Linked DNA regions of Homo sapiens: region 1 is linked to region 2. Evidence: read pairs that join two places in POLR2A ChIA-PET (ENCODE). Cell type or tissue: B cell. All regions are shown on one strand. Each heading gives the region's core, and the rest is flanking DNA. Links, peaks and the distances in the headings are about the cores only.

Evidence for each region. Peaks named below come from ENCODE experiments on the same cell type or tissue, not always from the same donor. Only the 100,000 strongest peaks of a DNase experiment are listed, where the experiment ranks them.
Region 1: POLR2A ChIA-PET joins it to region 2 with 6 read pairs; 1 of 35 experiments calls an interaction of 5 or more read pairs at or near these places.

The regions. Positions count from the first base shown.
Region 1 is chr1:26,735,734-26,738,646 of GRCh38, forward strand. All of the region lies in intron 4 of ARID1A (AT-rich interaction domain 1A), which reads left to right. Among named protein-coding and RNA genes, the nearest start is that of ARID1A, 41 kb to the left of the region's middle. In B cell, for the core only: no CTCF peak of the experiment used is centred there; no DNase peak of the experiment used is centred there; H3K27ac peaks cover 181 bases.
Region 2 is chr1:28,358,293-28,361,205 of GRCh38, forward strand. No RefSeq gene overlaps it. Among named protein-coding and RNA genes, the nearest start is that of PHACTR4, 10 kb to the right of the region's middle. In B cell, for the core only: CTCF peaks have their summits at 1,531 (motif pointing right) and 1,735; a DNase peak (open chromatin) is centred at 1,559.

The sequences.
Region 1 (2,913 bases), core at 101-2,600, 1.6 Mb before region 2:
TGTTGCTGCTAGACCAGGGATGGCACTTTGAGAACCTCTACTTTATTCTTTTTTCTCTGCCTTGCTCTTGGCTTTCTTTCAGTTTCTCTAAGGCACCATATGCTATTTTTTGCTTTCAGACCTTTGCACACACCCTTCCCTTTGCCTCATACTTTTCCCCTCAACTCCTCCTGTTCATCTTTCAGACTATATCTTAAAGATTGTTCCTTCAGAAAACTACTACCTAATCAAGCTTCAAGACGCACCTTAAATAACTTCTATGATGACTTCATTGACTAAAGGCCATTGTTATTTTACCTTTAAAAAAAAGGCCGGGCGTGGTGGCTCACGCCTGTAATCCCAGCACTTTGGGAGGCCAAGGCGGGCAGATCACGAGGTCAGGAGATCGAGACCATCCTGGCAACCATGGTGAAACCCCGTCTCTACTAAAAATATAAAAAATTAGCCAGGCATGGCAGTGGGTACCTGTAGTCCCAGCTATTTGGGAGGCAGAGGCAAGAGAATCACTTTAGAACCTGGGAGGCAGAGGTTGCATTGAGCCGAGATCACACCACTGCACTCCAGCCTAGTTGACAGTGAACTCCATCTCAAAAAAAAAAAAAAAAAAAAAGTATAGCTGGGCGCGGTGGCTCACACCTGTAATCCCAGCACTTTGGGAGGCCGAGGCTGGCGGATCACAAGGTCAGGAGTTCGAGACCAGCCTGGCCAATATGGTGAAACCCTGTCTCTACTAAAAAATACAAAAATTAGCTGGGCGTGGTGGCGGGCACCTGTAGTCCCAGCTACTCAGGAGGCTGAGGCAGGAGAATTGCTTGAACCCGGGAGGCGGAGATTGCAGTGAGCCAAGATTGTGCCACTGCATTCCAGCCTGAGTGACAGAGAGAGACTCTGTCTCAAAAAAAAAAAAAAAAAAGGGCACAGTGGCTCAGGAGGCCGAGGCGGGCAAATCGCCTGAGGTCTGGAGTTTGAGACCAGCCTGACCAACACGGAGAAACCCCGTCTCTACTAAAAATACAAAATTAGCCAGGCGTGGTGGTGCATACCTGTAATCCCATCTACTCGGGAGGCTGAGGCAGGAGAATTGCTTCAATCCAGGAGGCAGAGGTTGCAGTGAGCCAAGATCACGCCATTGCACTCCAGCCTGGGCAACAAGAGTGAAATTCTGTCTCAAAAAAAAAAAAAAAAAAAACCCTGCACAATATATAAGGCCTACAAAAACTATAAAGAACAGTTCAGTACCTGAGTACCCATCTGTAGAAATCAAGCCTTGCTAACACAGGTAAAACTTTATATAGCTCTCTGGGATCACTTATCCCTCTTGGTAAGCACCATCCTGTATTTGACAGAGCATTTTGCCAATGCCCTCTACCTGTGCTTGCTTTTTTTTTGTTTGTTTGTTTTGAGATGGGGGTCTCTCTGTCACCCAGGCTGGAGTGTAGTGGTTTATTCTCGGCTCACTGCAGTCTCCACCTCCCCAGGTTCAGGTGATCCTCCCACCTCAGCCTCCTGAGTAGCTGGGACTACAGGTGTGAGTCAACATGCCCAGCTAATTTTTGGACTTTTTAGTAGAGATGGGGTTTCACGATGTTGCCCAGGCTGGTCTCGAATTCCTGAGCTCAAGCAGTCTGCCCGCCTTGGCTTCCCAAAGTGGTGGGATTATAGGCATGCACCACCTTGCCTGGCCTGACTCTACTTACTTAAATGGTAAGTTCCTGGAAGGCAGGCACTGTGTTATTGACCTCTGTGCCCCCAGTACCTATCATGTGATGCCCAAGACCAGTGGTTCTCTACTGTGTCTGCATGTTAGAATTACCCAGGGGAGTGTATTATCTTTAAAAATTAATGCCCAGGCCCGAGCACGGTGCCTCACGCTTGTAATCCCGGCACTTTGGGAGGCTGAGGTGGGCGGATCACCTGAGGTCGAGAGTTTGAGACCAGCCTGACCAACATGAAGAAACACCATCTCTACTAAAAATACAAAATTAGCTGGGCATGGTGGCACACGCCTGTAATCCCAGCTACTAGGGAGGCTGAGGCAGGAGAATCGCTTGAACCTGGGAGGCAGAGGTTGCGGTGAGCCAAGATGGTGCCATTACACTCCAGCCTGGGCTACAAGAGCGAAACTCCGTCTCAAAAAAAAAAAAAGAAAAAATTAATGCCCAGAGTTCACAGAGTTCTGATTTGTTTCATGTGGGGTTTGGGCATTGGTGTGGTTAGCAGCTGTCCCAGGTGAATCCCGATTTGCAGGTAGAGATCTATTCCAGACTGTATGAGGTTCCTTTGCTATAGTAAACTCTTTTTTTTTTTTGAGATGGAGTCTCACTCTGTCACCCAGGCTGGAGTGCAGTGGCACAATCGCAGTTCACAACAACTTCCGCCTCCCGGGTTCAAACGATTCTCCTGCCTCAGCCTCCCAGGTAGCTGGAATTACAGACGCCCGCTACCACACCCGGCTAATTTTTGTATTTTTAATAGAGACGAGGTTTCACTATGTTGGCCAGACTGGTCTCGAACTCCTGACCTGGGTGATCCACCCGCCTCGGCCTCCCAAGGTGCTGGGATTACAGCCATGAGCCACGGTGCCCAGCCTATAGTAAATTCTTAGCACCCATACTTCTTGTTAGTACTTATCTCAAGTGTAATTTAAATTACTTATTTAATGCAAGTTCATTGAGGACTGACTTGCTGTCTTGCTTATTGCCATAGTGCCTGGCATCTGGTTGCTTATTGCCATAGTGCCTGGCATATAGTAGGCTCCAACTTACTGAATAGATGAACCTGAGCAGCATCCATTATAGTGCTCATTCAGGAAGTATACATCTGACAGGAGCAGCTTGACTGTATTACCAGAGTCTTGCTCTGTCACCCAGGCTGGAGTGCAGTGGCACGATCTTGGCTCACTGCAGCCTCCGC
Region 2 (2,913 bases), core at 286-2,785:
AACTCCTGGACTCAAGCAATCCCCTCGTCTCAGCCTCCCAAAGTGCTGAGATTATAGGCGTGAGCCACTGCGCCCGGCCCAGAGACGGAGTTTAGCTCTTTTTGCCCAGCCTGAAGTGCAGTGGTGCGATCTCAGGTCACCGCAACCTCCGCCTCCCGGGTTCAAGCGATTCTCCTGCCTCAGCCTCCGGAGTAGCTGGGATTACAGGCATGCTCCACCACGCCCAGCTAATTTTGTATTTTTAGTAGAGACGGGATTTCTGCGTGTTGGTCAGGCTGGTCTCGAACGCCTGACCTCAGGTGATCCGCCCGCCTCGGCCTCCCAAAGTGCTGGGATTACAGGCGTGAGCCACTGCACCCGGCAGATCTTCACATTTTAAAAGAGAAATTAAGAATTCAGACTTGAATGTAAAATTCCTGGGGTTAAAATGTAAATCACTGTGGGCCAAATATCTGTAGGTTAGTGACTGCCTATGGCCTGCCTATTTGCAACCTGTGCTGCTCAACCTTTAGCTATACTTGGTAAGTATTTCTGTGTTAATCATCACTCCATCATCATTCCACTTATTAACTGTCCACTCCATGCCAGGCACTGTCTTGGTGCTTTACGCAGATGATTTCATGTAATCTCCAAAACCATCTGTGAGGTCAAGTAAGGTTCAGAGAGGTTAAGACGCTTGCCCACGGTCAGGAAGTGGTGGAACCAGATGCTATAGGTCTTTCCAATAGACTTTTGTGTGTCCAGGTACAATTTGTCAGTTTAGAATGGGAGGGCCTTGAATCTTAAATTCAGCTGGAAAAAAAAAAAAGGATGAGAGAGGCTCTGAAGCTCTGCCTGACAATGACAACAACCATTAATATTTGTTGCGTGCTCACTGTGTGCCAGGCCTTGTGCTAAGCGCTTTATGTGATCTAATTTAATCCTCACAACACCTATGTAAAGGAGCTGCTGTTATCATCCCCATTTTATAGATGAGGAAACTGAAGTGTAGAATAGGTATCTGATTGCTGTGCACGGTGGCTCACGCCTGTAATCCCAGCACTTTGGAAGGCTGAGGCAGGCAGATCACCTGAGACCAGGAATTAGAGACCAGCCTGGCCAACATGGTGAAACTCTGTCTCTACTAAAAATACAAAAAATTAGCCGGGCATGGTGGCAGGCGCCTGTGAGGCAGGAGGATTGCTTGAACCCAGGAGGCGGAGGCTTCAGTGAGCCGAGATCACACCATTGCACCCCAGCCTGGGCAACAAGAGCGAAACTCAATCTCAAAAAAAAAAAAAAAAAAAGAATAGGTATCTGATTTACCCAAGGTATAGAACAGGTATCTGATTTACCCGAGGTAAAGACAGAATTCAAATGCAGACAATTGAATGCCACAGCTCCCTGCTTTTAGCAATTTGGTTTTGTGGCAGATTATGGGATGATGACAGCAAAAAGGGAGAAATCTGTAAATCAGTCTTTCTCCAATCCAGAGCCTAATAGAGGACTCAATTGAAAGAAGAATCCCACCAGGTACTTCCAGGAACCTGATATTGAGAGATGTGGCCGGCAGGTGGCAGCAACATTCATAGTTTCTTCTCTAAATTCAGCAATGTTCAAAGCTATAGAGAGGAAACTATAAATTCACACTCATCATTTGCATATTATCTTCTGATGGGCCCAATCCATTCTTTGCCAATAAATGTGACTTTTAGTTTCTTAGCTCAGTGAGAACTGCCAGGCTTGAGAGAACCCTCAGGATTTGAAGCTGCAGTGAAATCATCCAATCCAACAAGCATCGTGGTGATTTTATTTATTTATTTTATTATTATTATTTATTTCTTTTAGATGTAGGGTCGCACTTTGTCGCCCAGGCTGAAGTGCCATGGTACGATCATAGCTCACTGTAACCTCAAACTCCTGGGCTCAAGCGATTTTCCTGCCTCAGCCTCCTGAATAGCTGAGACTGTAGGCATCCACCACAGCTGGCTCATTTTTATTATTTTAATTTTTATAGAGATGGGAGTCTTGCTGTGTTGCCCAGGCCAGTCTTGAACTCCTGTGCTCAAGAGTGACCCTTCTGGCCGGGCGTGGTGGCTCACGCCTGTAATCCTAGCACTTTGGGAGGCCAAGGCGGGAGGATCACGAGGTCAGGAGATCGAGACCATCCTGGCTAACATGGTGAAACCCAGTTTCTACTGAAAATACAAAAAATTAGCCAGGTGCAGTGGCAGACGCCTGTAGTCCCAGCTACTCAGGAAGCTGAGGCAGGAGAATTGCTTGAACCGGGAGGCGGAGGTTGCAGTGAGCCAAGATCGTGCCACTGCACACCAGCCTGGGCAACAGAGCGAGACTCCATCTCAAAAAAAAAAAAAAGAGTGAGCCTTCTGCCTTGGCCTCCCAAAGTGCTGATCCAGGCCCATTATGGTGATTTTAAACTGTTCAGTGGAACTGTATTTTAGTGATTCCCAACCCTTTTTGAGTTTGCGTTTTAAAAAATTATTTGGCTGGGTGTAGTGGTTCACGTCTGTAATCCCAGCACTTTGGGGGGCTGAGGCAGGTGGATCACCTGAGGTCAGGAGTTTGAGACCAGCCTGGCCAACATGGTGAAACCTCGTCTCCACTAAAAATACAAAAAATTAGCTGGGCATGGTGGCATGTGCCTGTAATCCCAGCTACTCTGGAGGCTGAGGCAGGAGAATCGTTTGAACCTGGGAGGCAGAGGTTGCAGTGAGCCGAGATAGCGCCATTGCACTCCAGCCTAGGGGGATAAGAGTGAAACTCCATCTCAAAAAAAAAAAAAAAAAAATTCAATAGCACAAAAGGGTATACGGTGAAAAGCCAATCTTTCTAGCATACTTACCCCAAATCCCACTATCTTCCTACCCCAGAGGAAAGCTGTGTATTCTTTCAGGTTTAGACTGAATAGAAAAG